Linked DNA regions of Homo sapiens: regions 1 and 3 are each linked to region 2. Evidence: chromatin loops called from intact Hi-C (ENCODE). Cell type or tissue: OCI-LY7. All regions are shown on one strand. Links, peaks and the distances in the headings refer to the core of each region. The heading gives the core; the rest is flanking DNA. Region 1 overlaps LOC105379048 (a long non-coding RNA gene). Region 2 overlaps MTX3 (metaxin 3). Region 3 overlaps SERINC5 (serine incorporator 5).

The links. A loop is a pair of places that touch in the nucleus more often than their neighbours do. Peaks named below come from ENCODE experiments on the same cell type or tissue, not always from the same donor. Only the 100,000 strongest peaks of a DNase experiment are listed, where the experiment ranks them.
Region 1: a loop joins it to region 2, with 4 times the contacts of the local background. A loop is called at or near these places in 7 of 110 quality-filtered maps.
Region 3: it touches region 2 in a loop (6-fold over the local background); 3 of 110 quality-filtered maps call a loop at or near these places.

The regions. Positions count from the first base shown.
Region 1 is chr5:79,882,311-79,893,116 of GRCh38, forward strand. All of the region lies in intron 1 of LOC105379048 (a long non-coding RNA gene), which reads left to right. Among named protein-coding and RNA genes, the nearest start is that of LINC01455, 49 kb to the right of the region's middle. In OCI-LY7, for the core only: no CTCF peak of the experiment used is centred there; DNase peaks (open chromatin) are centred at 3,871, 4,331, 4,801, 8,231 and 1 weaker place; H3K4me3 peaks cover 2,067 bases; H3K27ac peaks cover 6,683 bases.
Region 2 is chr5:79,974,788-79,985,437 of GRCh38, forward strand. It overlaps MTX3 (metaxin 3), which reads right to left. Exons shown (of 9, transcript NM_001363818.2): 9 at 1,929-9,007. The coding sequence ends at 8,897. It overlaps LOC105379048 (a long non-coding RNA gene), which reads left to right. Exons shown (of 3, transcript XR_948500.3): 3 at 850-914. Among named protein-coding and RNA genes, the nearest start is that of MTX3, 11 kb to the right of the region's middle. In OCI-LY7, for the core only: no CTCF peak of the experiment used is centred there; DNase peaks (open chromatin) are centred at 6,444, 7,184 and 7,564; H3K4me3 peaks cover 2,896 bases; H3K27ac peaks cover 5,793 bases.
Region 3 is chr5:80,175,458-80,186,263 of GRCh38, forward strand. It overlaps SERINC5 (serine incorporator 5), which reads right to left. Exons shown (of 12, transcript NM_001174072.3): 3 at 2,429-2,607; 4 at 1,858-1,940. Among named protein-coding and RNA genes, the nearest start is that of SERINC5, 75 kb to the right of the region's middle. RefSeq lists enhancers at 7,676-8,496, 10,141-10,806 and silencers at 8,310-8,604, 8,870-9,164. In OCI-LY7, for the core only: no CTCF peak of the experiment used is centred there; DNase peaks (open chromatin) are centred at 5,964, 6,374, 8,014, 8,485 and 4 weaker places; H3K4me3 peaks cover 4,372 bases; H3K27ac peaks cover 6,116 bases.

The DNA.
Region 1 (10,806 bases), core at 1,518-9,517, 94 kb before region 2:
CCTTCTGTTAGAGTGTGATATTTTGGTTTTCCACCTAACCCTGTGCTGCCTTATCTTCTACCTGTTCTTTACATGTTGTTGTTACTCTGGACTCAAACCCATGCCTTTCTCACCTGTATTCTCTCTCTCTCAGCAATTTCATGCAGCAATATGTAAGGATTCCAAAATCATCATCTCCAGCCAGGCCTCTTTCTGTGTGGTACACATATCTCCAACTGCCTACTGGATCTCTGCTTAGATAGGTCTTAGGTACTTCAAACTGAACATATCCAACACCAGACTGAACACAGCCCCTCTCCAAACATGCCTGTCTCCTGATTTTCTGTGGGGGCATGAAAAATGTCTAAAATTTTCATTTTAAAATTTCATTTCATGTTAAAATCTGTCTAAACTCCCAAGCAAGAAACCTAGGAGTCATCCTTGATGACTCCTTCTCCTTACCTCCCACGTCTAGTTAATCACCAAGTTTTGAGAATTACACACATTAAATATCTCTCATATCCCAACCTGAACCCCTGAAAGGTATCACAACTGGTTTCTTTGCCTCCACTCTTGCCTTCCTTCAATTTGTCCTTCATATTGTATTCAGAAAACACTGTCAAAACCACATCAGATCTCATAAGACCATTGTGGCTCTCCATGCCCTTCCTATGGCATCCAGAGCCATTAGTATGGCTCTGAGGTTAACATTCGACTTGTGTTTATCTGCACGGTTAGTAGTACTGGCTGTTTAAATAATAAAATTCTCCTGTGCTTTGGAACTACTTCCCCTATCCTGTACCTTTCCCTGGGCATGATAGTGGCTTTCTAAATTTTCTTAGAAATGTGTTTGCCTTTAAATGTTCTAATATTTAAATGTCTGGCTTCCAAAAGGAGTAAAAAAAGAAAAATGAAGGGGGCAGAGAAATGCACTAGTCTTTTAAATCTCCTGGAAGTTGCTTCAGTCAGAGAAGGTGGGGCTTGTAACAATGGCAGTGAGGGTTGCAATAAGGCCGCTCTCTTATATCAGCACCTCCATGATCATAAACAGCAATCAGGGCACAGATCTTTGATATTTGGAGGAGAGGGTCCTCATTGACCACCCTGGCTCCCACAAGCTGTATGCATGCTCCTGGAACCTGTGCACAGCTGCCTGCCACGAAGCTGGGGGTGGTGGGGTGGCAGAGGGATGCTCACACCAAAAGCTGAAATTGACCAAAATTAATCACAGTTTACTACCCAAGTCTTCCCGTAGAAGTTGCAAGCCTTCAAATAGACTCCAGAGTTTCGAAACAGTTACTCAGATGTAGTTTAATAGGAGAACACTATGATTCTTTAGAAATGAATCCTGACATATTTAAGGGTAAAGAACCATGATGTCTATAGCTTTCTTTCAAATGGTTCAGCAAGCAAACAATAAAACTATAGGTATATAAAGAAAAGATGGCAAAAAGCAAACACTTTTTGAATCTATGTGGTAGGTATGTGAGTATTCATTGTCCTACAACTTTTTTTGTATTTCAAATTTTTTATAAGAAGTCATAACAACTACTAGATAAGGGATGTGGGGGAAGTGATTTCCTGTTTGGGTACTAGTTTCGTGGCCAGATGGATGGCAAGAACCATCCAAATTTGCACATGCCTGATTTAAGCATGTCACAAATAGTGGAGAGCATTCACTTAGAGGCCAGAATCTTCAAGGCCTATTGTACCACTCTAAATAGTTTCTAGTTCATCCATGAGCTAGCAAAAGCCCATAAATAGTTTTAAACAGAAGAATGACAAAAGCATGCTTGCACATATTTGAAACATCATTCAGGCTGGGGAATGGTTGGAAAGGTAGCAAGACTGGAAGCGTTGGGCCTTTTAGGGATTGTTGGTCAGTCTTCTGGGTCAATTGTAATGAAGCCTAAACTAGCACAATGACCATGGAAACTGTGAGGTAGAATAGATCCAAGAGAACTTTACAAATATGGACCGAAGAATGAGACATCTCAAACTTCTATTAACCTCGGTTAAAACTGAAGTCTTAAGTCATCTTGATATTTGCTGAAAATCCCTGGAAAGAAAAGTCATCCTGTTGACATAAGTACTTTAAGAAATTAAGTGCTATGTTATTTATTGCCCATCTCAGCGAGATAAGGAAGACAAGTTTATAGAACACTTACATCTTAGCAATAATCAGAGTATAATGAAAAAATAATCCAGGCAAGGCAAAGATCTCAAGTAAGACTAAAATGTACATGTTCTGAATCATGAATTATTATTTCAGTTCCTCTCTATGCTGAGAAAGAGCAAGGGGTTTACCAAGTGTTTGTAGCGCTTTTATGTAGCCTCTTGGAAATATAACCCTTAAAGCCTTGTGATAACCCTAGAGGATAAGAAAATACTTTCTTTTGAGAAATTGCTTATCTATGTCATAAATATATTTGTTATGGGAAAGTGAATTATTTGTGTAATTGTAGGTGAAGTAATTGTATTAACTAAACTACCATTCAGTGTATTATGTAACACAGAAAGCACCCAACTTCCTAGTTTAATTTTCTCTTTATAAAGTGCTGAAATTAAAACATGCCTTTGACCAATTCTGATCCAAACACATGGCAAATCTTTATTCTTCTGTATGTGGTAGAATAGTCAGGACTTGGTGATTGGTTTGAAAGAGTGAGCAAGGAAGAATCTTCAAGACTGATGCCCGGGTTGCTGGCTTGGGTAACCAGGTAGGTGGTGAAGCTATTCAGTGAGTCAGGGCACACAGGAGAAGGAAGAGCAGGTTTCCAAGACAGTGAGTTTGACTTTGAACATAAAGAATTTGAGGTACCTGTAGGACATCTGAGTAGAGCTGATTAATAGGCAGATGGAGATATGCATATGGAACTCAGGAAAAAGATCTGGAAATTTACATTTAAGCCAACTGCACACAACTCAGGTAGAGCCACTCTCAGCTAAATTTGGGACCCTTGTAATATAATCTGAACCAGGAAAATGCAAATGTTTTTTAACACCATAATGCTTTCCTCATTGAGAATAGGACACGTTGACTTTGAAAGAAAATCAGTATTCACTGTGGTGAAATATTGCCCCTAGGTAATTTAAGAGGAAACCAGCCATAGCATTGATGTTGAATAACCAAAGGGCATGAAGAACCCTCCGTCTTGCCCCCACCAGGGTCCACATTATAATAGGCACTCAAAAATTATTTGTTGAATGAACAAATGGTGAAATATCCCCATTCCCTACAGCCTGCTCCCAAATATGTCCCTATTACCTAATGAAACAGAAAATGCACTGGATGGAGGTATTTTCTTAAGTAAAAGATCACCCCCAGGTACTTCTGGGATGGGTAATACTGCAGCCACACCAGTCACACAATTCTCCAGAGAAATAATTTCTGGAAATGGGAAGAGGAACAGACATGGGGGAAAGTGGGAGGAATGGGAAGAGAGAAGAGGCCACAGAGGTCAGGCTGCTTCCTTCACATCTTTTCCTGGGGTGGATCTGGCCTCGGCTGGAGGCCCTTCACCCTGAACTCTTAAACGAACAAAAAGTGTCCTTCCCACCCTTTCCGTAGCTTGCTTTCAAACATGTTTCTGGGAACCCCCTGGAGATAGCAACAGAGTCTGTGGACCACCTCCCACCTCCACTTATTTTTTGTTATGTCACAGCATTGATCTTTGTGACTAAGTGGCAACCCAAAAAGCCCAGGAACAGCATGCCTCCCTCAAGAGTAATTTTGCAAACTCTCAGGGGAGGAACAAGATCCAGGGTTTGCCAGTGGTGCCATTTGCAATGGCTGTGGAGATGGGAGGGTGGCGGGGAAAGGAAAGCCTTTGCTGCAGCTGCAGAGATCTCATCAAAGGCCCGCAGTTCAGGTGGAGTAAAGGAGTTGCAAACCTTGTGGGGAGAATGTGCTCAGCCTCTGCTCTGGCTTTGCCCATTGCTTTTATTATGTTTCAGTTTTTCTCCTTATGTCACTGTTGGCTTCTGTCTTGATAAGCAGCCGTTCAGAAAGCATAAACCTATGCCTGGACTGTCACCCTTTAGAGACTAAAATGGAATGTTTCTGGAATACACTTTCCCCTCAGGTCTGCACGCAGCCCCAGGCACAGCAACTCCACAGCTGGGGAGTGCAGAGTCAGGCCACCACCCATATCATTGAGGCTTCCCAATTGTTTTTCCATGATAAAAATAGACGATTAACACAAATTTATTTGGGAAGAAGGGAAGTTCTGAATAAACGGGTTAACAGCCTCCATTACAGACCTCTTCCTCACCAGCTGCCATCCTCAGATGGCAGGTGCTCAGTAAATATTTGCACTATGTACTGGGGGTTGAATTAGGTTTACGTGATTGACATGAAATGCCAGCCAATCCATCTTACTAATTCTGCTTTGTTCCAAGAGCTCTAGGGTCCGGCCTTCAACAACAGCTGGGGGAAAGGCTCTACCAGATTTCTTCTCCTCATCCTCCAAAATCCTGGTGAATTCATCACCTGAGTTAAAATTACCATCCTCTTGCAAAGCAGCGTCTATAGACATGAACCATCCTAACTCCAGCTGTTTGTTATAGCCAAAGCAACATGAACTTAATTTAAATGGATGAGTGAGTGTTGGTGGTGAAAATCACGCTAAGAATGACCAAAGAAACAGGCTGTAAGATTCCCTGAATAGTGCTTTGGCCTCAGAATATGTAGAGGTGTGGGGAAATGTTAGGTGCACCCCATCTGGGCAACATCTGTTGTTTTGGGAGCCGAAAGTTTATTTGCTGAAGCATATCTGAAGGGTTTGATTTGGTTTTCCTGTTTCCATTCTGGGCTCTGGTGCTTAATTTTGCTTCGTGAGGCTCTCAAGGGACAGGTGCATCCCATCTGCTGACTTCCTGTTGGCTCTGAGGTGACATATTCTCATTAAGACGGCTCCTATTTAAATGCTGTGTCTTCTGCTATTGCCGTCTCCGCATCTTTCTCCTTTTCAGTTTTCTTTCTCTCCAACTGGTCCCAATGGACTCAAATGGACTACTTGACATTCCCCTGCTTTCAGTCCTCCACCTGTATTCCATCAGTATGGAATACGATAATTACTTCGTTCATGTTTTAATTCACTGGGCTGCAAACAAGAGCCAGGGAAAGCGAGAAACTCCATTTTCCACTGGAAAATGCCCAGGGGTTAACAAGAGAAGTGTTCACAGGAAAGGAAATTAATGGCTTGATGAGATTTCAGGGTGTGTACTGGAGAGGATCACCCAACAGGAAGCCTCTTCCCTGATGCTGAGGCCATGAATACATTCCGTACCACAGCAGGATTTGAAGTGCAGATCCACACACGTACCTCATATTTCACTATGAGAGTTACTTCTTAAGCATGCTGTTAAAAGATGGGTATTTAACTGGGCTAGAGCATTTTGTTTCTCAAGTGGGAGGAGCTCAGTAGACTAGAAATTACATCATTATCATCATGATCATTGTTGTTGTATATAAAAGAACATGGCTGGCCTTTGTCCATAGTCCCTGTGAGCTAACCTAAGTCGTTGGATTTTCCTGAGTGATAGGAGTATCTTTGTTATTCATGGTGGGCCCCTCAGACCATATCTTAGTTTATGCTAATACTGTGGCTCAGGATGGGATCTGTCTATGCTAGAAAGACTAACCATGTGATGAGAGGGTTGAAGCTTTGAGCTGCGTGATATCAACCCCACCTCTGGGGAGGAGAATGGAGCTAGAGATTGACTCCAACCATACAGAAATGATGTAACCAACCATGCCTATGTAATGAAACTCCAATAAAAACTCTGGATACCAAGGCTGGGTTGAGCTTCCTGGTTGGTGATACGCTGATGTGTCAGGAGGGTGCCACATCCTGAGGACATGGAAGTTTTGCATATGAGCCCTTCCAGACTTTGCCCTATGGGTCTTTTCTTTTGTCTGGTCCTGACTTGTATCCTCTATAATAAAACTATAGTCATAAATATAGCACTTTTTTAAGTTCTGTGAGTCACTCTACTGAATTATCAACCCTGAAGAGGTAGTGGAAACTTCTGAATTTGTACCCAGTTGGTCAAAAGTGCAAAGGGCCTGTGAGTCCTGGAACTTACAGCTGATGTCTAAAGTGAATAGAGTCTTGTTGGGTTCATGCCCTTGAATCTGTGGAGTCTATGTTAATTGCCAAGTAGTTAGTATCAGAATTGCATTGCAGTCATCATCATCATCATTGCCTCACTTTATTGAGTTATTACCAAATGGTACTTTGTATATGTCATGGGACCCCCAAATTTATACACTATACTCAGATATGCAAAGAAAATGTTGCTCTCACAATGGATTTTATCTAACAATCTTCACTTTCTTCCTCAGTCATTGAATAGTAGGAGAAAAACAGAATTTAAATTTGATAATTTATAGCATCAGAGTCTCTTTCAGTTTAAACTCTTTTAACTCCATCTTTTTAGAGCATGTACTCAACCTTCCAAGCTCTCCTTTCCCACCCACAATCCTCTTTAGGGTGAAATTTAGAGTTTTGGGTGGAATCATGGCCTAAAGGTTGTCAATGCTGTGTCAGCAAAAGGGACTCAAATCCTTGGAGCCATGCTGCCCTTAGGCTTGAGCAAGAGCTGCCCTTGGCAGGCGGGGGCAGTTCTTGCTCTGACTTTTCTCTTGTCACAGCCCACACCAAGGGGCAGGGTCTCCAGGCAGCCAAGGAGATGTGCTCACCAGAGTCTGCACCTCCACTACTGCGTCATATTCAGGATACCCAGGACACAGGAATCCCTTCCTTCCCAACTTCTCCAGTGCACTTTCAGGGCCTCTGCAGGCTTCCTCCTTAGGTTTATCTCCTGATGGTGGACCCCACAACAAGTATGCATACCCTTAGGCCAAAGAGGTGGCCAAGGAGAAGCTGTAGCAGAATGGGATTGGGGTGAAGGAGCCTGGACCTGCAGCCTGGGGGGTCTATGTGCCTGTGCAAACCTTCCAGACAAAGTTGGGGTTGAGAAGAGATAGAAGCAGGCTGGGGCTGCATTTGTACTCACCTCGGGCCCTGCTCTGGATCCTCATCGGCTTCTGATGCACTGTGACTTGTCTGATCCAGATCCTGGGCAGGTGACCTCTGAGTTGTCAGGCCTTTGCAATGATGCACTGGCATCCATCACTGGAGTCCATGGTCCTTGACGTTCACCTTCAGTCATGAAGTCCACATATACAGGGTTTACTCTGTCTTGACTGCAGGACTCGGCCAGCAAACCAGCCCTCTCATCTTCACCTGTCCCCTCATGGAAGCACAGGGAAACTTCTAGAACCCCTGCATATCATATGTAACTATGGGAAATCAGGAACATTGCCACCTCTCTGCTCCTCCTCTGGCTACCATTTATACTGTACTGGATGTGGCCATAGGGGAGGCTTCCCTTAAAGTTTCATCATTCAATATATAGTCTACATATGGCTTGCAGGAGTTCTAGAAATTTCTTTATGCAGTTGAAAAGAGGTTAGTCTGAATTGAGATGTGCTGCACCAAATACACATCAGATTTCAAAGACTGACCCCCCCAAAAGTAAAATATCTCATTAATTTTTTCTATTGATTGCATGTTGAAATGATAATATTTTGGATATATTGAGTTAGATAAAATACATTATTGATTTTATCTTTCTTTTTTAGATTTCTTTCTTTTTTAGAGACATGATCTTGCTCTGTTGTCCCAGCCAGAGTGCAGAGTTGCCATCATAGCTTACTGCAGGCTCTAACTCCTGGGCTCAAGCAAATCTCCTTCCTCAGTCTCCCAAAGTGCTTGGATTACAGATATAAACTACCACGCCTGGCCTATTTCTTCTTTTTTTCCTTCTTTTAGTAGGCTTTTTGTTAATTTATTTATTTGTCCTAGTTTTCTGGCAATCTGAGCAGTTAAAGCAGAAAGCTTTTAGGGCTTTAACCTTGAGCCAATGAAGCTAGATGAATAACTCTTTGTAAATGGTAAAGCAGCTGCAATAAAAAAAAAAAAAATGGCCAGATTGGCCTGGCTCAGCAGATGGCCTAGAACCAGGGAGCCAGGACTAGCCATTGGTTCATTACCTCTTCTGCAAAGCCTTAGGGAGCCTGCCTCACCCGTAGTCTCCTTCTGAGGGTGACCAAGAGTGATGGTACATGACCCATGACCCCGTCACATTAATAGAACAAGGAAGCTATTGTTGGATTAGCCAGAGCCTGAAGGTGACCTTGAGCAAGAACTCCACCAGCTGGATGGTGAAGGCTGTCCAACCAGATGCTCTGTCAGGGCATTCAATATGGACACACAGAGAAAGTCTGTTGGTAAAGTCAGGAGCAGCAGGTGCAGAGGCAAAATATATGCATCATTGTCATGGTGGAGCCCCAGAGCAGGGATCTGCAGATGCCCAATTCTGAAGAGTCGCCAACCAGATACTGTTGTGGCAGTGTCACCAGAGCTACTACTGGAGTAATGGGGCTACAACCACTTCCTGGACCATGTTTTTGTTTCCATGGAGGCCTGACCACGTGGCCTGAGACAACTTTCTGTCTCCTTTATTTTCCTAAGTAGCCTTATATAATAATTAACCCTCATTTGTGGAAATAACCTAAGGACATATCTGTATCTTGAAACCTTGAAACCACTGAATCTAATATACTTGCACATGCTACAAAAAGAAACAACCAAAAGGATCAGACCACAGCTTGCTTCCCTAATGAAGGACTAGTGGTTCACGTCAACCCCACGAAGTGGTTCTTTCTAGATGTCACCAGTAGGGCAGCTCATTCCTAATCCTCTTCCACATTGCCAGCCTCCGCTTTAGAAACTGGAACAGGGAAATGCTTCTTTCCCAACAATTCCTGCAGCTAAGCATCGCCTGTTTCTTTTTGCTTTAAAAACGTGGCCAGCAGAAAAGTTAAAATTACATATATGGTTCACATTAGATTTCTACTGAACAGCTCTGTCCTAGAGACTTGGTGGCCCAGCCAAACTGTCTGAGGCAAATGGTATTTGCCTCCCCAGCCTTGCAGTTCCTCATACATGACCTCTTTGCCCTCTTGTTGTCTCTCGTCGTCTTTGTCATTCCATCAGAGAAGGGCAGAATTCCTCCTTCATTTTCCTATCTCCTGTGAACTTCTCCTGTGTTCTAGCCTCTTTCCTTCCGAAGCCTCTAAGCCAAGCCTCACAGCTCAGCCATAATGATGGAAAGGGAGTCTGCTCTACACTTTGAAAGAAACTTTATAATCCTGTCAGTTAGACTTGTTCTGGATGAGCAACAAACAAAATTTGAATTTTTTTCCTTTTTAAAAAAGTTTAAAGTTTCTTCTTCTGTGATCCCCCTTCCCTCTCCAAAGTCCTACTTTGGATGTCAAAAACTACATATAACCTCCCACTTCCTCTTTGGTTTCCTTTTGTAATACTCCCAACTCTCTGTGATGCATCTCTGAATGAACGGGGTGAATGCAAAATGAGAAAAACACATTCATAAATTTTAAATGTGTGTATCTGTTATATGAATGCAGTCATCCTTCAGTATACACAGGGGATTGATTCCAGAACCCCGTGTATAATCAAATCCAAGCATACTCAAGTCCCGCAGTCAGCCCTGCAGAACAAGCATATAGGAAAAGTCAGCCCTCCCCATACATGGGTTTCACATCCCAGGAATGCTGTAATTTCCATTCATGTTTAGTTGGAGAAAAGCTGCTGTAAGTAGACTTGCACAGTTCAAACTTGAGTTGTTCAAGTGTCAACTGTGTTATCTAATATCATCATCAACAACATATATGCCCAAGAAGTAGGTATAATTAACTCTATTTTATATATGAAGAAATGAGACTAAAAGGTATCAGTGGCAAAACTAAAATTTCAACTTAGGTTTTTGGACCCTTAAAGCCTCATTCATTCAATTCAATGAATATTTATTATCCACTTTATGCTAGGCACTGTTCTAGACACTTGGGATGCGTCAGTGAATGAAACAAGCTCTCTGAAGGCAATTTTCTAGCAAGGGGGGGACAGATTATAAACAATGTGGTTGGCAGAATAATGGCTCCCAAAATATGTTCATGTCCTGATCCCCAGAACCTGTGAATATGTTACACTGGATGGCAAAAAGGACTTTGCAGCTATGATTAATGTTATGAACCTTGAGATGGGGAAAGTATCGTGGGTTATCCAGTTGGGCTCAGTGTAATCACATGGGCCCTTGGAAGTGGAAGAAGAAAGCAGAAGAATCAGTCAGAGACATGGGATGGAAGAAGAGGCAGGAAAGATTTGAAGCATGAGGGGTACTTGACCTACTGTTGCTGGCTTAGAAGATGAAGGAAGGAGCCATGAGCCAAGGAATATGAGTGGCCTCTGGAAACTGGGAATGCCAACAAGGAAACAGGAACCTGAGTCTATCAATCACAAGGAACTAAATTCTGCCAGCAATCTGCATAAGCAAGAAGACAGATTCTCCCCTAGAGCCTCCAGAAATGAAGGCAGCCCTGCCAACACCTTGACTTTGGCTTTGAGAGACTCTAGCCAGAGAAAGCAGCTGAGCCCACCAGACTTTTGACCAATAGAACAATAAGATAATAAATCTCTGTTGTTTTGAACTGCTAAGTGTGTGGTAATGTGCTATGACAGTAATAGGAAATGAATACAAGCAATACATATAATAAATAAGCATATCAGTCAGTATCCAATGAGGAAAAGAAAAACCGTTCTCGATAATCAAAGCAAAAAGATTTAACGCATGTAACTGGTGGGAAAATTTCTGGAAGGGCTGGAAGAACAAAAGAGGAAAGGGAATATTACCTGTATGGCAGACTGATTGCATTTATGGTCACAATCCTTTACCCTT
Region 2 (10,650 bases), core at 2,614-10,613:
AGTGTCATGCTTTCTTCTACATTGAAAGATTTCTTAGCTACTTCAAAATGTGAATTCGTGAGCGGACTACCTTCTCCAAACTAGGATCTGGGGAACCAATCCTAATTGTATTTATACATGCTAAAGTTCCCCTGTTCTTTCCACTCACGCAAAACGCAGGATAAATATAATAGCTTCTCTTCCACTTGGAAAAGCACAAGTTTTGGAGCCTTGAGTTGGCTGCACTGGAAATTAGAAATGTCTTTGATGAGGCACAGCTGTCTTCATTTCTTAGTCACAAATGTCTAAAGCATTCCAGGAGGCTGACTCATATACCTGGAGAGGGACCATGGTTTCTCATTTTTTCTCCTGAAGCCCTTGACTGGTCAGGAAGAGACCAGTTTCTCCTTTGTTCTACAGCTAGGAACTTAACTACAGGATGATCTTAAGTAAGATAAAACCTGACATTTCTTCACCACCATTTGCTTTTCATTCTCTTACATTTGTCTCAAACATAATGTGCAGCACTTAGTGATCTTTCTGCTATGGAGACTCACTGAAGACAAGATCCCAACATGGCAAAACTTAAGAGTTTTCTCACCAATAGCTGCTATCTGCAGCAAAGGAAAGAGAGCACCTTGTGTTGTAGCCTACCGTCCACTGAAGGAGATCAGTATGGACATCCAGGAGTTTCTGAGTTCCCCAGATAGTCTCAGACGAAAGTCAAACCTCTGAGATGAGCAATTAAGAACCAACATTTTTGAAACTCTTTGTCATATGGTTCGCAGCTTTGTGACTCTAAATAGTTGTCTTTCCGCAAATAATTCCATTATTCCACAACAGCAACTCCTCTTTTCTGTTCTCTTGCAGCAAGCAAGTGATCATTACTCACCACCTCAATCCACCCAAGGGCTTTCACCTGGAACCCAAAGTGCGTAAGTAATTAAGATTTGTGTTCTTTGGGGAAAGGAGTATCGACAAAGATGTAGCTTGCTTCTCATGTGAGAAAAGTACTTACATACCTACACAGTTCTACTTGGAAGGCCTATGCATTTTACTATATGTAAATTACAACTCAATTTTAAAAAAATCTACTAGCAAAGACACCCATTCTCTCAGGGAACTTGCCCTTATTTAACCTACAGCTATAAATGACAGGGTTCTCTAGAACCATATACTTTGTCCCATAAACGAAGCAGTAAAAAAACCTGAATATCTTCCCTCCAACTAAAATTACATTATTTTTCTCAGTTAAATCTTCCATTCAATTACAATGGACTATCACTATACTATCTGGGTGAGCAAAAGGTATAATTTACAAGAAACTTACAGAGCTGAAGGGATGAGAGAACTATAACCCTGCAAAGTTGTGTGAGCATCTGAGGTCCTACACAAACCAGTGGCCTAGAGAACAGGCCTCTAACCTCCCTTAGCCTGGAGTGGCCAGAGCACAAGTGGTCTCAACACATAACAGAAAGAATGGACATTTTCTGGCCAGGCACGGTGGCTCACGCCTGTAATCCCAGCACTCTGGGAGACCGAGACGGGTGGATCACCTGAGGTCAGGAGTTCAAGACCAGCCTGGCCAACATGGTGAAACCCCGTCTCTACTTAAAAAAAAAAAAAAAAATACCAAAAAAAAAAAAAAAAAATTTAGCCGGGTAAGGTGGCAGGTGCCTGTAATCCCAGCTACTTGGGAGGCTAAGGCAGGAGAATTGCTTGAACCCAGGTGGCGAAGGTTGCAGTGAGCCGAGTTCACACCATTGCACTCCAGCCTGGGTGATAAGAGCAAAACTCTGTCTCAAAAAAAAAAAAAAAGAATGGACATTTTTTAAAAACCCACTATGTCTATAGCTCAGTCCCAGCCCTGAACAACCACATTCAACCAGCAAAAAATTCTTCGCGATGAAAAGATTTACCTCAAAGAATAAATAACATTAAATCGAGAATTCATAAGCAGTCAGGAGATTTGAGATTTTTATTGAGAAAATAGCTATTTTGACATTATATCCAGTTTCTCATTTATCAGAATAAATTCTTTACAATATTGATCACCATCACCACTTTAGTGTATTTGTACATAGTCTCTGAGTAAAATATATTCACACTCGGCAAGGCTAGAATATTGAAATTATGGCCAACATTGCTTACTTTAAGATTGTTTACTTTATAAAGAAGCTAGAGTAGTTGTGCAACTAGAACAGATGTTTTTAAAATGTTTGCCATTCAAAGATAGGCTTGGTGGGACAAAACTAATATGCATACTACATACATATATTTCTTGTCTTCTTTACTGTCAATCTTTCAGAACAGTAACATGACATTACAAACACCTCAAATTCCCACTTCAAAATGAACAGAAAAATGGAAAAACATTATTTCCCATTTCATAAAATTAAAAATCAAGTCAGAAGAGAAGTAAAACTCATTTTTATGCATTTAACTTAAAAGCTTGAATACACGACTCCTCCTAGAGAGAAGGAAGCCAGAACTTCAGAAGTAGCCAGTGGTCCAAAGAATAAATGGCCCCATGACCTTCTCTATGGTTCATGACTTACTGAGGGCTGATGCAAACTCTGGCAAGTTATTTTTCATGATTTCCAAGGATCTGGGATATGTAAACGAAATGATTAAAAGACATTTCTCTGAATTTGCAAGAAGACGACTGAAGAATCAGAACAAAGATCCAACGGCCTTTCACGTGGCTACATGTTCACCATTACACCACAACTCAAAACCCACAGGCGAGCTTTCTCTCAAATACACATTCAAAATGGTGTTCCAAATAATCCAATTGTATACATTGCAAAGACACACAAAATGCCTCCTTACACACGATTAGTAATCTGGTTTTAGACTCTGAAGTGATACCAAACATATTTAGCTAACCCTCTCAAAATTGCAGGCCTAGTGAGGTTTAAATGTTTTAGGATATAGAATCTGCTTAGAATTTAGTGAAAACTATGAACCGTAGACTGTCTTCGGTAATGAACAAAACTGGAAAATATTAAACTTCCTTTGCTTTGTCACTGAGCAACTATAAGCTTTCTATGATGTATGTATCATACTAGCTTGTATGTGACTTTAGTGTCATAAACACCCATTGCCTTTTTGGCACTTTTAAAGTACAGCCAGAAAAGGTTTGGAAAATTGTTCTGGAAATACAAGTTGGTTCCCTCTGTCTCATGGATGCTTAGGAACTGGGTAGTCTGCTGAAACCACCAGTTCAGCAGACCCTTGTACAGCTGTTCCCGGCCAACTGGGATCCTAAGGAAACAGGCTGGAAGAGCCAGGGGCCTCCCTCACAAATGCCTAAATAACCAACATATCTATGCCGACAGCCATCCCTCTCTCAATGCCATGGTCCAAGGGAGTCTTGACCTGTCTCTTCCCATTTTACTACCACTGGCTAGAGGGGCACCCAACAACAAGAAACCTTTGTAATGAGTATGAACTAGCAAAAACACTGTAGGGCAGCATTTCCTTAGGTGTATCTCTCAGAACATAAATCCCACAAGATACCTACTTTTAAAAAAATCTGGCCGGGGACAGTGGCTCATACCTATAATTCCAGCACTGTGGGAGGGTGAGGCGGGCAGAATCACCTGAGGTCAGGAGTTCAAAATCAGCCTGGTCAACATGGTGAAACCCCATCTCTACTAAAAATACAAAAATTAGCTGGGCGTGGTGGCAGGTGCCTGTAATCCCAGTAAATTGGGAGGCTGAGGCAGGAGAATCGCTTGAACCTGGGAGGCGGAGGTTGTAGTGAGCCGAGATCGTGCCACTGCACTCCAGCCTGGGTGACAAGACCAAGACTCCGTCTCAAGAAAACAAAAACAAGAAATCCATATTAAAATAAATTAGGGAAATGATGTATAAAATAGAGGTGCTTCTTGGAGATTTAAAATGCACATTAGCGTATCAAAGGTCTGAAAGGCCAACAGTAACTCAACTTTGTCTAACCCACTATTTCCCAAACTTACTTGGCCACAGAACCCTCTATTCTCCTAACAATATATTCTGACAAAACACTCCTTCAGGAACTGCTTCACCCAGAACCAAACAGGTGAGTTTTAAAAAATATTATAGCATAATTTCAAATGATTAATAAGGATACAAAGAGACTTATTTTCCTGTCTTTTGTTATTTTGTCTACTTATTTTGTTCTGAATAATCTTCTATCACATTTCCCCTTCTATTCACAAACCTTCAACTCGAGTTACCCTTTCTGATACCTTTGTTCAAGAATGTTAATTCTTATCAGAAATCCATGGCACACTAGTCTGGAAAAAAATAATTTTGTGTCTTTTTAAATTCCTAGAGTACCTCTCCACTTCAATCACAATTTAAGTCCAGGGCAGGTATCCTGGGCTCCTAGCAAACACTACACCCCAACAAGAGTTTGGGAGCCAAATTATTTTGCAAACCCTTAAGAACACAAACTAAAACTAATTTATCCTTATATCTCTGCAAAAATTAGCATTTTGAACATCCAACGAAACTTCAAGTTTGAGGATAATGGGCTTACTGACCTGACCTTTGATTTCACGTAACTAACAACAAATTTCTTTAAAATCTGGTTAAGAAATATGAAAATATTGAAAAGTAAACATAAATTCCACAAAGCTGAATGGCAGCAAAAAATATTTCTTAACATCAAGAACATATACAAAAGATGATCATTACCACCCAAATTATCTCTGTTGCTCAGGATTTCAGTTATAAAAATAGCCAAATCAAGACAAAGACAATTACAGCTTAAAACGAAAAGCTACACCTTCTTCATTAAAGGTGAGCATCTTGTCACACTGTGCATATGGAGAGAGAACAAGTACAAGGCACGGGAGAACTACCATGTCAAGGGACAGAGCTTTTTCAAAATATTTTATCCTCAGAAGTAAACCCCACTACCATAGAAAGAAAAAAATATAATTAGATATTTTAAATCACAGCATTTTTGACTTCCTAGGGAAAAGGAGTTTTTGGTTTTAGGGTTTTTTTTTTCTTTTCTGGTAAGGCAAAATAGATCTTTAGATATCATTTGTTACAAACATGAGTTTTTCTTAAGAATGAAATAAAAATTCTATTTAACTTCTATCATATATTTATTCAACTAAGTTGAATACTATGTTTAGAAAATTAAAGTTTTAAATCATGGTTTATATATAGATAATGATACATTTAATCTATGAATTTACTTTAAAACCACTTTTATTTTGAAATACTTAAGACTCACAAGAAGTTATAAAAATAGTTCAGAGAGATCCCAGGTACCCACTGCTTAGCTTCCTTTCTTTACATGTAAGCATTTATATCTAGGTTTTAAAAGGGTTGAAGTTTTTGACAGTTGATGAAAAACTGTCAAAAAATTGTAACAAGCCTGGTAAATGCATATTTTTGGAGGAGGTTCTAAGGAAACACTACCAAGTTCAAGTACCACTTTTATCACATGCAGCTGCCTTAACCAACAGGTTTTCTAAGATACTATCCCCCTTACCTGTTTCTGCCTCTTTCAATGGTGTTTTTCCATTTTTACAGACTTCTGAAAATTTTAGCTTTGATTGAAATAAGCTTCCCCATTCCTTCATGTTAATATATCTAGCAATATTGAATAGAAATTATAAATGGAAATAAAAATGCTTGCTTTTATAAAATCTCCAGTCTCGCAGCACCCCCAATATAATACAAACAAACTTAAGTTGAAATTTGGTTTGTTAATGCCCACCTTGTGTGGTCAAAACACAGTTTTGAAGGAATGACCACCTTCAATGTTCTTTACAGCTTCTTTAGTGTTACTTAAAAAAAAAAAAAAAATCAATCTGATGGATGATTGATGGTAGTTTGTTCATGGAAGATCTTCATCTTATGGGAATTATCTAGTTTTTCTAATCATATACTACCAACAAAAATAAACACAAGCATGTTCCCTTTAATCATATTATCCTCCACCATTACTTCCAAAAGGCATTGGCTCACAGTATTCTGTTTAAGATTGTGGACCATTTATCCCAATGAACTCACTCAAACTTTATCTAAAACATATCATGACAGGCTGGTCCAACAGTCTGTTCAGTCTGAAAAAATGTTCTGTGCTCTGTTCAGATTGACAAAATGTTCTTTTTGGCCGGGCGCAGTGGCTCACGCCTGTAATCCCAGCACTTTGGGAGGCCGAGGCAGGTGAATCACTTGAGGTCAGGAGTTCAAGACCAGCCTGAGCAACATGGTGAAACCCCGTCTCGACTAAAAAAAAAACAAAATTAGCTGGGCATGGTGGCACATGCCTGTAATCCCAGCTACTTGGGAGGCTGAGACAGGAGACTTGCTTGAACCCAGGAGGTAGAGGTTGCAGTGAGCCGAGACTGCGCTACTGCACTCCAGCCTGGGCAACAAGAGTGAAACTCTGTCTCAAAAAAAAAAAAAAGTTCTTTTCTAAGAGCTTCCTGTATGTGTGGCTGCTCCCTAAAGTACTTTGTGCTCAGTTACAGCTTCCTGTCATCTCATTTACTTATACATAAATAGCTCAACTAAGTAACCCAACATATAAACTCTCACTAAACTCACATGTTGCATCTTAGAAAAGGTGATCTGGAAGCATTATGGACTATAGTGAGAATGTAAGGCTAACAGCAGTTCAAAGTAGGGATGACACAAAAACAAATAAATCATATTGACAGTCATTCCCTCTACTAAAAAAGAATAATACTTGTTATTCTAAAATGACCTCTTTTGATTAAAATTTCAGTTCATAAAACATTACAGTATGCTTCTTTATCAAAGTCTACATATCAGAAGAACATGAGCTCCACGTTCCTGTAAAACTTTAAACACATTTTTCTTCCTAATAGACATTAGCAGTTTTGTTGAAAAGAAAAATTGACATAACCTAGCATTATCTTTTGACTTTGCCCATGGAGAAACTTGGAGTTAAATTTACTACTTAATTTTAGAATCTGTCAGTGTTGATATGGTTCTATAAATTTTTAATTTTTTTAATTTAAATTTTTAAAATTTTTAATTCTTTAAAATTTAAAATTTTTAAATTGTCCTGTTTTACATGTAATATACTTGTAATATACATGTAATGTACTTGTACGTTATAACTGTAATATATTTCAAATACTTTTTGGAGGGTCTGATATAAATCTGATATAAATTAAAAATGACTGGCCTTGACCACAGCATAAGCAGATGTCTGATGAATGTGCTAACCACCCTTCTCCAATATACATCCATCCTAGAGGACAATAAAGTCTCACAGTCATGATTTCCAATATAACATATTTAGGTTTCAGACTGCTGGAATAATAGATTTCAGATTGCTGGAATCTAATAATCTGCCTTTGAAGATGACTGACACACACAAACACACACACACACACCCTGTTGTAGAAGTAATGTGCAACTCATGAGGTACTTTCCCTCATCCAAACAGATGACCAAGATTTTGAAGACTACCTTATTTCTCACTTAGTTAAAACTTTCAAGAAAAAATATTTAGAATGACTTAAAGACTCTTGTATAAATAACTACCTAAATACAGAACAAATTGGGAGGATGTGGGTCAAACACAGCTGAGCTCCACTCAGCTCAAATTAGATGAGTCTTTTGACTACAAAGCTCATTTTCTTAACATATGGGTTCCTGCACGACTTGATAAGATTTGCTGAGCACCACAGTAATCTTTTAAGACACTAATCAAAAACATGGTTCTACATTTTAAAAACCTCAGAAGTAGTTTTAGGACAACAGAAGCACCTCAACCACTAAAATAAGCAAGTTTCTATTATAAGTAAAATTACCACACAGCAAATCCCTTAACAGTTCAGCAACCAATAAATAGAAAATATTCATTAAAAGCTGCTATTTCTGATTGTTCCTTTGTATTCTTCGACTATAAGTGAAACATATGAAAAATAATTGGTTGTCAGAAAGCTTTTGACTACATGATATGCATCTTATGAAAGAATATGCATCTTATGAAAGAATATGAGCCAAGCATAGAAAACTTGGACCAGATGCACAGTATTTCTACTACCCTGGCCATGGGCTCCTCCTGAGTAGTGTCTAACAAGTGGGCAATTTCAGTAAGAATTTTACAGCCTAGCATAGTAACGATAACCAGTACATTCACTTCTTCTGGAATTAATACAAGAAAGACAACTGAAGATGTACTACAAAGACATAGGTCTAAAACTGCCACATTTGCCCAAGTAAACTAAAAGAACTCTTCCTAACCTATATCGAACACATCAGCAAAGACCAATGTTATACTGAAATGAGTATTATCAGATGTTATTATATGTAACCACCTTTAATATTTATCTATGTGCTACTAAACCCCCAAAAGATTAGACTTATGAGAGCATAATTAAAAAGCACATTCCTCCTCACTTTTTAAAGTTAAATATGGTCTCTTCTACTGAAGCAATTTATCTTTTTCTGGTTCCTAAAATAGGCATCAAATTTCTAAACAGAAGTAAAAAGCCTCAGCCAAAAAGCCACATATTAGGTATTCAGCCTGGTCTAAGAAAACTAAGTTAATAAATTGAATAAATTAAATCAAATAAATTAGGAGTGCACATTCAGAACAGAATTGTAGCCTTTGGTCAGCAACATGTGAACCAAAGGCAAAAATCTGCCATGATTAAGGCAGTTCTTTGTATACAGTACGATGTGTTTTTCTTCCCCGCCCCCCCAACCAAGTTCATTTAGCATTCTCTTTGTTATTAAAAATGCAGTGCCAAGCTAGAATACAAGCTTCCTAATAATAATAGTAAAAATAGATGGCATAGAAAGTTCCTTTTGGTTTAGAGTCTTCCTTAATACCTATTATGGTATCTTCTTTTTGCCTTCACACACTTGGTGTAAGAGATTACTGCAACAATCGTTTGACTTTGGCCACAAACCATGACTACTCTCAGGGCGAAAGCCGTTGGAAGGAATTATTTTCTTCTTCTGCTGGAGTCAATTTAAGTGTTGGCAGTTTCCGAGGAGGAAGCTGAGGGCTTTGGCGAAGATTGTCATCCATCTGTAGAAAGTACAAAAGATACATCTGACTAATGCTGTGGCACCGCTTATGTGGACTGTGGCCTCCCCATCCAAACTATAGCCTAGAAGAGTACAGAACCATATGTTTCCTGGGCTGCTAGAGAAACCTTTTTCTTACAAATAATCTCAAGAATTCTAAATGTCATACCTCAAATACCAGCTGACTCAGTTTCTGTAAAAAGCAACGTGGCTCATTCCTGATACCTTCACAGAATTATAGTTAATTCCACAAAATAAATATTCTACTGAACTCAACCATAACTTAAAGAGGTCTTCTGATAGTAAGTGTAAAAGCGGTACTGTTACACTAAGCTCCAGTTTGCAAACTATGTTCACGTACAGTATCTTATTTGATCTTCCCGATACGCTATGAAGAAAAGGCAGACACAGACCTTCTCTGTTGTACAGATGAGCAAAACGAGACTCTGTAAGGTTAAGTGATTTGCCCCACGTCACAAGCTAGTATGAGAGCTGAAACTTGAACCCAGGTCTTCTGATTCCAAAACTATTATTCTTTCAACTATACTTCTTTACCTCAATGAAAATGACCTGTATTCCAATCAAAAAAGACCAGCTTTTTAAAACTGAGAATATGTAGACCAAAGGAAGCTAGTACATTAGGCAAAAAGAAAGATAAATTCTTTAAATGTAATCCAGTGGTTTTCCAAACACTGGATCACTTCTAAATGAGGTAACCCACATCAAGCTCAAATAACACAGTGGTGGACCTCAAAAACTGTTAGCCAGTGTCATCAGGCCTCATTGCCCTATGAGTTTGTAAAATAGTAAGTATTACTATTTGTATCAGGAAAAAAAAAAAAAGCAAGCTTATCAGTTACAGGGGAAAAAATATGTAACCTCTTTGTATTTTTCCTAGTAGAATCACACTTGAAATTTCCTTTGTTGGTTCTCTCCCCTACCCAGTTCCTCAATGTTTCTCTCATGAAAAGAACACCCCAAGTGGCAAAATATCTACACTGGTGAAAAAACTATAAACTATATCTAGAGCAGAGAAGAACAAGAAGGAGAAAAAAATAAAACTTTCATGTGGAAAGAAGAAAAGAACACGGTGCTGTTAATAAGAAAGGATAAGCCCAGTGCTTACAATCTTAAGAAACATTAAGAGACAGAGAGGCAGACACACAAGCAAGAAGTGTTTTTGCTTTGTTTTTTTTTGTGTTTTTTCTGATGGAGTCTCGCTCCGTTGCCCAGGCTGGAGTGCAGTGGCACGATCTCAGCTCACTGCAAGCTCCGCCTCCCGGGTTCATGCCATTCTCCTGCCTCAGCCTCCTGAGTAGCTGGGACTACAGGCGCCCGCCACCATGCCCGGCTAATTTTTTGTATTTTTAGTAGAGACGGGGTTTCGCCGTATAAGCCAGGATGGTCTCGATCTCATGACCTCATGATCTGCCCGCCTCGGCCTCCCAAAGAGCTGGGATTACAGGAGTGACCCACCGCGCCCGGCCGCTTTGTTTTTTTAAAGCAAATCTTTTGGATTTCCTAGCTTAAAGGGTACTAACTGTGTGGCAAAAGTAAACCCAATACTCTTATCTGATCTTTCCCCAATCAGGCCACTGTTGGCTTCAAAACACTATGTTACATACAACTTTAGTGAAAGTATAT
Region 3 (10,806 bases), core at 1,411-9,410, 200 kb after region 2:
GTAAAGAAACAAGGTTCAGACAGGGGACAAGGACTCGGTTCGACTTCTGGCTCTGCCACAAAGACGCTATAACCTTGAATAAGTCACATCACATGGGTTCCAATTTGTCTATAAAAATCACTGAGCTGGGGCTGGGCACAGTGGCTCATGCCTGCAATCCTAGCACTTTGGGAGGCTGAGGCAGGGGGATCACTTGAGGTCAGGAGTCGGAAACCAGCCTGGCCTACATGGTGAAACCCTGACTCTACTTAAAAAAAAACTCCAGGCATAGTGGCGGGTGCCTGTAATCCCATCTACTCAGGAGGCTGAGGCAGGAGAATCACTTGAACCTGTGAGGTGGAGGTCACAGTGAGCTGAGATTGCACCACTGCACTCCAGCCTGGGTGACAGAGCGAGACTTGGTCTCAAAAAAAAAAAAAAAAAAAAAAGGACTGAGCTTGGCCGGCCGCAGTGGCTCACACCTGTAAATCCCAGCACTTTGGGAGGCCAAGAGGGGGCGGATCACAAGGTCAGGAGTTTGAGACCAGACTGGCCAATATGGTGAAACCCCGTCTCTACTAAAAATACAAAAATTAGCCAGGCGTGGTGGTGCGTGCCTATAGTCCCAGCTACTCGGGAGGCTGAGGCAGAAGAATTGCTTGAACCCGTGAGGCAGAGGCTGCAGTGAGGCGAGATCGTGCCACTGCACTCTAACCTGGGCAACAGAGCGAGACTCTGACTCTGTCTCGAAAAACAAAAAAAAGACTGAGCTGGACCAGAGGGTTTCTAGGTCTCTTCTCCCTCCAAATATACATTCTAATACATAAAAGGATCTCTGTAGAGAATTTTAAAACTTTTAACAGTATTTTAGGTAACAGCAAGACTTAGGGAGTACATGAAAAACAAGTATGACCTTAAACAACTAGCTAGGCCCTGATACATAACTATATGAAGGATTATGGCTGTTCCTTATAAACTGACACAATCTAAATGTTTAGTTTAGTTTTGTTTTTGAGACAAAGTCTCACTCTGTCGCCCAGGCTGGAGTACAGTGGTGCAATCTCGGCTCACTGCAACCTCTGCCTCCCAGGTTCAAGCAATTCTCATGTCTCAGCCTCCTGAGTAGCTGGGATTACAGGCACACACCACCATGCCTGGCTAATTTTTATATTTTTTAGTAGAGATGAGGTTTCGCCATGTTGGCCAGGCTGGTCTCAGACGAACTCCTGGCCTCAAGTGATCCACCCACCTCAGCCTCCCAAAGTGCTAGGATTACAGGTGTGAGCTACCACGCCTGGCCTAAATGTTTTTAATACCTTACTTAGGAAAGTGAATCCATTTGGGTTGAACAAAATGCTCTGAACCACTGAAATTCAGGTTTTTCCCTCAGCTCATATGAAAAAGGGCGCCCTGTTTCAGCTATGATTAAAGGCTTCATATTAATGAATTAAAGCAGGTTCTAACAATAAAGAATATAATTCAATGCTACAGAGCTTCACATACGGTAAGTTTAATAACAGACTGAAAGATGCTTTTCCTGTCCCACTATCGCTGCAGCAGACATTTAGCTGCTGACAGCCCTGCGCTCCCTGTTGCTGGGTTTTCTGTGCAGTGCTTGGAAAGAACAAGGTCTCCCAGGCCAGCAGAGTATCAGAGTCCTCTTACACCCTACCTGGAAGTGGGATGCGGTGGTGAGAAGAGGGGAGGTAGATAGGCAATGATGGAAAAAGTATGGGCAGGTAAGTCAGGAATTTCTTTTGAAGCCAAAAGAAAATCAGTAATTCTAACTATCAGAGGTACTTTGGACTGCGCTTCTGAGCAATTTGACAAAATGGGTAAAAACAAAATAAACAGATACCCAAAATACCCCATTAGTACCGTTCAGAAAGGTGTCCTGATCTGGAATGAAGAAAGCTCCTGAGCACATGGCCCCCAACAGCAGAAGTTTAAAGAACCAAAAGCTAGAAGTGGGGGGAAAAAAAAGAGGAAATGTATTTAAATGACATTCAAGAAGGACAAAGGACCTCGTAGAAGGTACAGCATGTCAATCCATGATTCTGCCATTGGCCAATGTTCTCTCCTAATCAAGGGGAAGTAACTAGGTGACTTGAAGAATGCTTTTTCCCATAATTAGGCAGACTCAGTGCAGCCTCCAGTTGTGCAAAACACCATTTCATTGCAGGGGTGGAAATGACCTGGGGGAAGGTCTTGGAACAAGAAATAAACTCTTTGTCTTGAGTAAATTTCGCATCATGGTACCAGGTGTTACAAATAAGATTCTACCTTTGAGGCAACCATGTGGGTAAGTATCAATTCCACCTTCCCCTAAATCAACAATTTCAACTAGAAGAAGGGCAGTCACAGTGTCTGGTGGGCAGATGGGATCCTGGACTACTGTCCTGAACATAAGAAAGGAGAAAGCAATCCCCAAGAAGACTAAAATACTTACCCATTGTGAATATGAGCTCTACAACTTTTGCTGTTGTTGATTTTCAAGGTCAGTAGACAGAAGATAAAGAAGAAACAAGCCATTCCAAAACAGACTCTATACACGGCAGAATATCCCACCAGCTTCTCACAGGTGTCACCAGCTTTAATGCCTTTACACATATCTTCAAAAAAAGGAATCTGAGGAGAAAGTTTAGAAAAGTCATCTGTTACAACTGAGTGAGAGGTGGACTGTCACGGAGTGTTCATGCAGCCAACCACAACATCCACTGTGGAAATGGATCGTGTGCATAAAGAAACAGACTGAGGATCTATCTTCTAAAGAGATATTTTTCTAATTTTCTCTGAATCTTTTTTAAAGATACAGTGATCATAAAGTAACACTCAGCCTTTACTTGCCCCAAATGACTTCTGAAATCCAACATCAGATTTTACAAAAATTACCTTTTTTTTAACCGCCCCCACCCCCACCCCCACCCCACCCCCGACCCCAAGACAAGGTCTCTCTGGCTCTGTTGCCCGGCCTAGAGTTTAGTGGCACAATCACAACTCACTGCAGCCTCGATCTTCCAGGCTCAGGTAATCTTCCTGCCTCAGCCTCCCAATTAGCTGGGACTACAGGCACGCACCACCATGCCCAGCTAATTTTTGTATTTTTTTTTTTTTTTTTTTTTTTGTAGAGATGGGGTTTTGTCATGTTGCCCAGACTGGTCTTGAACTCCTGAGCTCAAGCAATCCACCTGTCTTCGCATCCCAAAGTGCTGGGATCATCATAGGTATGAACCACTGCACCTGGCCTAAAATCCCATTTCAATACATGGATATATTTTTGTTGATATGTATACATATATACAAATAAAAAATCAGAGACTTCTTTTACTATCCACCCAAAATGTCACTCCTCTCCCTCAGAAGAGTAAACAATTGGTGGGTAGAGTATTTGTATTAATTCACATACATAAATGTGTGTGTATACATATATACAACACACTCACATATACATATACATACACAACACACATACATACACTCATATCATACTATGCATATAATAAATATATTAAAACAGCTTTTTAAAATAAAAGATTGTATGTAATGTTCTGCAATATTTTTTCCCAATTAACAATAAGCTGGGCCAGACACGGTGGCTCATGCCTGTAATCCCAGCACTTTGGGAGGCCGAGGTGGGTGGATCACCTGAGGTCGGGAGTTTGAGACCAGCCTGGCCAACATGTGAAACCCTGTCTCTACTAAAAATACAATAATGAGCCCGGTGTGGTGGCTCGTGCCTGTAATCCCAGCTACTAGGGAGGCTGAGGCAGGAGAACTGCTTGAACCTGGGAGGCAGAGGTTGCAGCGAGCCGAGATCGTGACACTGCACTCTAGCCTGGGCAACAGAGTGAGACTCTGTCCCAAAAAAAGAAAACAAAAATAAACAATAAGCCATGAAGAGTCTTTCTCTATTAATACGCAAAATCCCATCACATTCTTTTTCATCACTATCTTATACTGTAAAAAGGCTTGATCAAAATCAATAACCATTCTCACACTGATCTTAATTTTTTGTTGGGGAGGGTTTTTAAATTTTATTTTTTGTACTTGTTTTTTATTATCACAAACACTAATTCAATAAATACTGCTGTTCATGCCTCACTGCACCTGTGCCATTATTTATGTAGGACAGACACCTGAGCTAGAAATGGAATTAGTAGGTCAAGTAGTCAGGTTGAATGTCCCTTATCCAAAATGCTTGGGACCAGAAGTCTTTCAGAATTTGGAATATTTACACTATATTACTGGCTAAGGTTCCCTAATCCAAAAAAATCCAGAATGCTTCAGTGAGCATTGCCTTTGAGTATCATGTTGGCACTTTAAAAGTTTCAAATTTTAGAGTATTTCACATTTCAGATGTTTGGATTAGGAATATTCAACCAGTATCTACATTTTTAAACTTCAAGATGAGTTAAATCATACTTTCAAAGGCTGTACCAATTTACATCCTACCAGTAATATCTGAGATTGCACATTTCCCAACTTGGACATCTAATTTAAAGGCAAAAACCCAATATCCTGTTTTAAGGTACATCTTCCTTATTACTAGTGAGATTCAGCATCTTTTCTCAAGTTTATGGCCATCTGTTTTTTTTCTCTGAATTGGCTGTTAATTGGGTATTTTCTTGATCCACTGGAGCTCTTTATTAGTGGGTCTTAATCTTCTGATAAATGTTGACAATAGCTTATTCTAGCCAAATTAGAAGACTTCCACATGAAATAATCAGTTTCATTATCAGAATAATTAAAATCTTACACAATGAGAACAAGCAGCACATTCCTAGTAATGTCATAAAATAAGGATTTGGTCAGTCATAAAAACTTGCTTCTTATCAACATCAAAGTTGAACACTCTTCTGAACAGAAAATAAATCACATTATAACTATTATTCATAAGAAAAATAAAGTATCACAGAGAAAAAATAGCACAAAACTGAAGGTAAAAGGAAAGTGTGATAAAGAAGATAATTTACAGTTTCTTCTCCAGAAAAAGATACTGAAGAAACAATAATATCTGTGGCTATCACGATTTCCATAAACAAATGTCAACCCAAATGAGAGACTGAGGCAAGAGTCTCAATGGGGAATAATTAAGCCAGAGCTTGAGGGGCTGCTGAGAAACACACAAATCACAGAATCCTCTGTGGCTGGCGCTCCCAAAGAGGTTGCTCGGTATTTACCCATTTCTTTAAAGGGGAGAAGGCATGCAGGAAAAGGGGGCAGGTGGTGAGGCAAATGCAACATTCTCCTGAGATTTTAACTAGTGCCCAGTAAACTCCGCTATAAAAGAGATATGATAAACATTCAAAAAGGGAGTAAAGGAAGAGTTAATTATGTAGTCTCAGGGTAGGCAGAGAAATGACTGCTGTCCTGTCTTTGTTCTGCACCTGGGAAGATAAGCTTGTAATGGGCATTGTCAGTGTGAAATGTAACAGACTGCAATTCCGTGGACAGGGAGCTAGACTTAGATTGCAGACCTAAAGTTACAGCTGACATGTCCTTTTTTATGGGAAGATACACATCTTGAAAGGTTTAGGGACCAGCAGAGAATTTACTTATGAGCAATTTGAGGGCAGTCATCCGGGATGCACGAGGCCTTCTGCCTTCTCCAGGGGTGTGGCTAATGCATAGCGCTTTGACACAAGGTTGGGAAGTCGCAGCTATCTACTGGGCAGGGGGGCAAGGTGCGAGGGGACAGCAGCAGTGTCACGTGACTGTCTCTCCAGTCTTAAGTTTCCATTTGGCATAAAGAGTTTGGGCAGTCCTGAGAGGGTTTATTTTCCTTTACACAAACAAACAAAGAGTTCCATTTTCTCCCCACTCCTTTTTGAGACAGGGTCTCACTCTGTACCCAGGCTGGAGTGCAGTGGCGCAATCTTGGCTCACTGCAACCGTCGCCTCCAGGGCTCAAGCCATCCTCCTACCTCAGCTTCCTGAGTAGCTAGGACTACAGGCATGCACCACCAAGCTCAGCTAATTTTGTGTGTGTGTGTGTGTGTGTGTGTGTGTACAGTTGGTGTTTCACCATGTTGACCAAACTGGTCTCGAACTCCTAGACTCAAGCAATCCACCTGCCTCAGCCTCCCAAAGTGCTGGGATTACAGGTGTCAGCCACTGTACCTGGCCAGCTCCATTTTCATGAAGACATGTGAAAGACTTCATGAGGAAATAGCCAACATTTTGTTTTCAGCAAATTCCTAAAACTGTACATTTTTTATGACTTTTTTTTTACACCATTTTGTCACAACAGAGACAAGATGTTTTGCTTGATAAAGACTGCATCCAACCAGATAAGTAGATAAACAAGCACAGTCTTCAACTATCAGTCCTCACTGGAGGACTCTGTGGCCATAAAAAGGGTAGGTACGGTTCTAACTCGTGACAAGCACCTGGCATCTGCCCCGAAGGCTCTGCCCACATCAAAGACTGTTTCTTGCACAACCAACCAGATTAACCAGCCCAGACCAGGAAATTCTTTTTTTCTTTATTGCTCTCCCTGGACTACTTCATTAACCCTTTTCCTATTCCCTTTCTCTTAATGTTAAATGTTATTTTGTTTGTTGCACAATGTTTAATCAGTAACATTTATATATTGACAGAGTATACGATTGTGTACGGTTTGCAATACTGACTGGCTGGTGCAGAGGCTGGAACCTGTGTGCCTGCAGATCTAATGAGTGGATGAGAAGTACTAAGAAGAATTGGCTCCCTGGGAACTCCACATAGCTGGTGGCTTTTGTAACTGAAATAGCATCAGTTAAGTCCAACATTATGGAAAGACACAAATGTTCGTGGACCTGGTTACCTCTGACCTTGGCGTCACTCACAAAAACCAAGATATGCCACCCTAAAACATTCTTCTTTGCGTATTTCAAGCTCGTTATTCTGAGAAGCTGAAGACACAGGAGTAGCTCTGCAAAGCTGCTGTTTTATACAAAAAATTTACATCTGTAGAGGAAATCTACATTAGTAAAGTGTATCAGACGTTTATTCACCATACATTTCTTCCCCTCACTCTCCCATTACGTGTTGCCAGCAACTCCCAGAGGCCCCAAGCCCCTATTCCTCTCTGTAGCTCAACATGCCATAAGCTTCTATCATCTGACCGCCCCCCCCCCCTCCGCTTTTTTTTAATTGAGACCTCTGTTGCCCAGGCTGGAGTGCAGTGGCGCAATCTCGCCTCACTGCAACCTCTGCCTCCCAGGTTCAAGTGATTCTCCTGCCTCAGCCTCCAGAGTAGCTGGGATTACAGGCGCCTGCCACCACGCCTGGCTAATTTTTGTATTTTTAGTAGAGATGGGGTTTCACCATGTTGGCCAGGCTGGTCTTGAACTCCTGGCCTCAAATGATCCGCCCACTTCAGCCTCCCAAAGTTCTGGGATTACAGGCGTGAACCACCATGCCCAGCCTATCTGACCCTTTTTAAAATTGCTTTTTCTCCTGTAATTGGTCTTATGTCAATTTAATTTGCTTCCAGAGAAAGAACCTAGAAGAGTGGAAGGAAGCCATTTTTCCCTTCTCTACAAAGGCAAGGTCTTGCTGGGAAGGGCCAGGTGCATGCCAGACTTAGCAGTCAGGCCCCCATCCTGTAAGCAAGGGGAAAAGCACTACTGAAGCTAGAACACCTTTGGCTACAAAGTGGAAGACGTGGTGAAAGGGTACAGACTTGAGGCAAGGGGACAAGTTTGAAGGCCACTGGGAACAGGTGAAGAAGGTAACCCCAGGCAGAGAAACCAGAGATTCTGCAGGTAGAGCTCACAATTGGCAGGAGAGCACAGATGACAAGAATGAAGCACAAGAATGAGACAAAGCTGTTTTGTTTTCTTCTTTTTTTATGGCATTGCCGTTTGGGGTGGAGGGAGGGTGGAGGGCAGAGGACAGACAGCAGAAGTGAAGAACAAAGCAGGAGTTTGCTCTTTAACACCTTAGGGCATCACCAAGGGGTATCCCAGCGAGAACAGTCTGGTCTGGAAATTGCTTTAGAACAGCAATTGGGGCTGGATACAGGAAGTGTCAGGCCTCTGAGCCTAAGCCAAGCCATCTCATCCCCTGTGACTTGCACGTATCCCCTGTGACTTGCACGTATACGCCCAGATGGCCTGAAGTAACTGAAGAATCACAAAAGAAGTGAAAAGGCCCTGCTCTGCCTTAACTGATGACATTCCACCATTGTGATTTGTTCCTGCCCCACCTTAACTGAGTGATTAACCCTGTGAATTTCCTTCTCCTGGCTCAGAAGCTCCCCCACTGAGCACCTTGTGACCCCCGCCCCTGCCCACCAGAGAACAACCCCCTTTGACTGTAATTTTCCATTACCTTCCTAAATCCTATAAAACGGCCCCACCCCTATCTCCCTTCGCTGACTCTCTTTTCGGACTCAGCCCGCCTGCACCCAGGTGAAATAAACAGCCATGTTGCTCACACAAAGCCTGTTTGGTGGTCTCTTCACACCGACGCGCATGAAAGGAAGCACCCGCAGGCGGGTAATGAGAAGTCAGTCACACAGGTGCTTTCTGGAGGAACCTCAATTTTTAGCTGTGTTTAAACATGAGTGATGAAACAGCATGGTTAAAATTTTCAGGTGCTGAAATATGGTAGGGGACACACACAAAAATGAATGTTTCAGAGAGTCTAACCCAAAACAAAAGTTACACCTGTATGAGTAGTGCCAGTAACGAGGAGGTAATATTGCTTTGAATCTCTAAAAGCTACATTCATGGAGAAGCCATACCACTTCATTCATTAGGCTGTTTCATTTACACAGGATTTATTGCTCTAAAACATTCCCTAAATTATTTTCTTCCCCACCTTCTCTCTTCTACTCCATCAGCAACTCTAATTCCTGAACCACATCTTCCCCATAACACATGCACATTAGCACCTCTTTCATCTATACCAGCCCATCTTTCACCTTTAGACCTTCTCTGCCTCCCTACCTCTTTTTTCTTCCTCCAAAATCCATTTCAAGGAGAATGCTAACAGCAGCAGGCTGAGCCACCATCCCCAACAAATCCCCTCCCTTGTTTGCTTACTCCAGAATCTGGAATGCGGCCAGGGCCCTTTAAGGCTCATCACAGGGTGAGTACATTGACACTGTATATTCATCAAAAACAGGTAAACAACCCCCCTGCTCCAAATCCTAATCAAGACCTCCTTTATACTCTGTGGGTGACTTAGCACATTTAGTTTTCAGTATGTGGTAAGTATTTTTGGGCAAAGAACCTCCAAGGTGAACAAGCTAGCAGGATTCTGGCAAGGGGAATTTGCTCCGATTAAATATTTGCTGTTCCAAAGTCCACCCCATTTTTGGAAAAAGAAAAAATACATCACATACAAATTCCACACCACAGGGTGAAAGGAATGTGCCTGCTAAGGGTGTTACCTCTTAAGTCTGGCTCTGGGCACCCAAGGACAGGGCACTTAAGCCAGGCTCACACACTGTATGTTGTTTCTTTTTTTTGATGCAGTCTTGCTCTGTTGCCCAGGCTGGAGTGCAGTGGCGCAATCTCGGTTCACTGCAACCTCTGCCTCCCAGGTTCAAGCGATTCTCCTGTCTCAGCCTCCCAAGTAGCTGGGATTACAGGCATACACCACTATGCCCAGCTAATTTTTGTATTTTTAGTAGATGGGGTTTTGTCATGTTGGCCAGGCTGGTTTCAAACTCCTAACCTCAGGTGATCTGCCTGCCTCGGCCTCCCAAAGTGCAGGGATTACATGCGTGAGCCACCGCATGCAGGCTGTATGTTGTTTCTATACAGACCCCTGAGAACAAGGCGTTTCCCTCCAACCCTCAAAGCAACCAAACTCAAAGCCACAAACTATCAAGTAAGAATAAACAGCTCATAAGACTTCCATTCCTAACTCCACTGCTAACTTGAGCTAGCTACACACATACACACCCTGAGCCTCAGTTGTGCCATCTGTAAAATGAAACAATACCGACACCCATTTCATGGAGTTGCCTGAGAATTACATCAGATAACACCTGTGAAGTGCTTACCACGGTTCCTAACCCATAGTAGTCATTAAGTTAACTTCTTTAATTCTAAAGCACTATTATGTTATATTTCATGCGCGTCCGTGTGAAGGGACCACCAAACAGGCTTGTGTGAGCAATAAAAGCTTTTAATCACCTGGGTGCAGGCGGGCTGAGTCCGAAAAGAGAGTCAGCAAAGGGAGATAAGGGTGGGGCCGTTTTATAAGATTTGGGCAGGTAAAGGAAAATTACAGTCAAAGGGGGTTCGTTCTCTGGTGGGCAGGAATGGGAGTCGCAAGGTGCTCAGTGGGGGAGCTTTTTGACCCCGGATGAGTCAGGAAAAGGACTTTCACAAGGTAATGTCATCACTTAAGGCAAGGACCGGCCATTTACACTTCTTTTGTGGTGGAATGTCATCAGTTAAGGCGGGGCAGGGCACATTCACTTCTTTTGTGATTCTTCAGTTACTTCAGGCCATCTGGGCATATACCTGCAAGTCACAGGGGATGCGATAGCTTGGCTTGGGCTCAGAGGCCTGACATTATATAAAAATAATTTCGGGGAAGAGACTCAGGTACATTACATGATCCACAAACTAATGCATTCCGATTTAAACATGGTGGGAAACTGAACATCTTAGAATTAGTAGATGCTCTATTCACTTTACCAAAGGATCTACTACCTTTGGATTGAAAGATTAACTTTCTTGTTTTGAAAAAAAAAAAAAAAAAAAAAAAAAAAAAGACAGAGTTTCACTCTTGTCGCCCAGGCTGGAGTACAGTGGTGCGATTTCAGCTCACTGCAACCTCTGCCTCCCAGGTTCAAGTGATTCTCCTGCCTCAGCCTCCCGA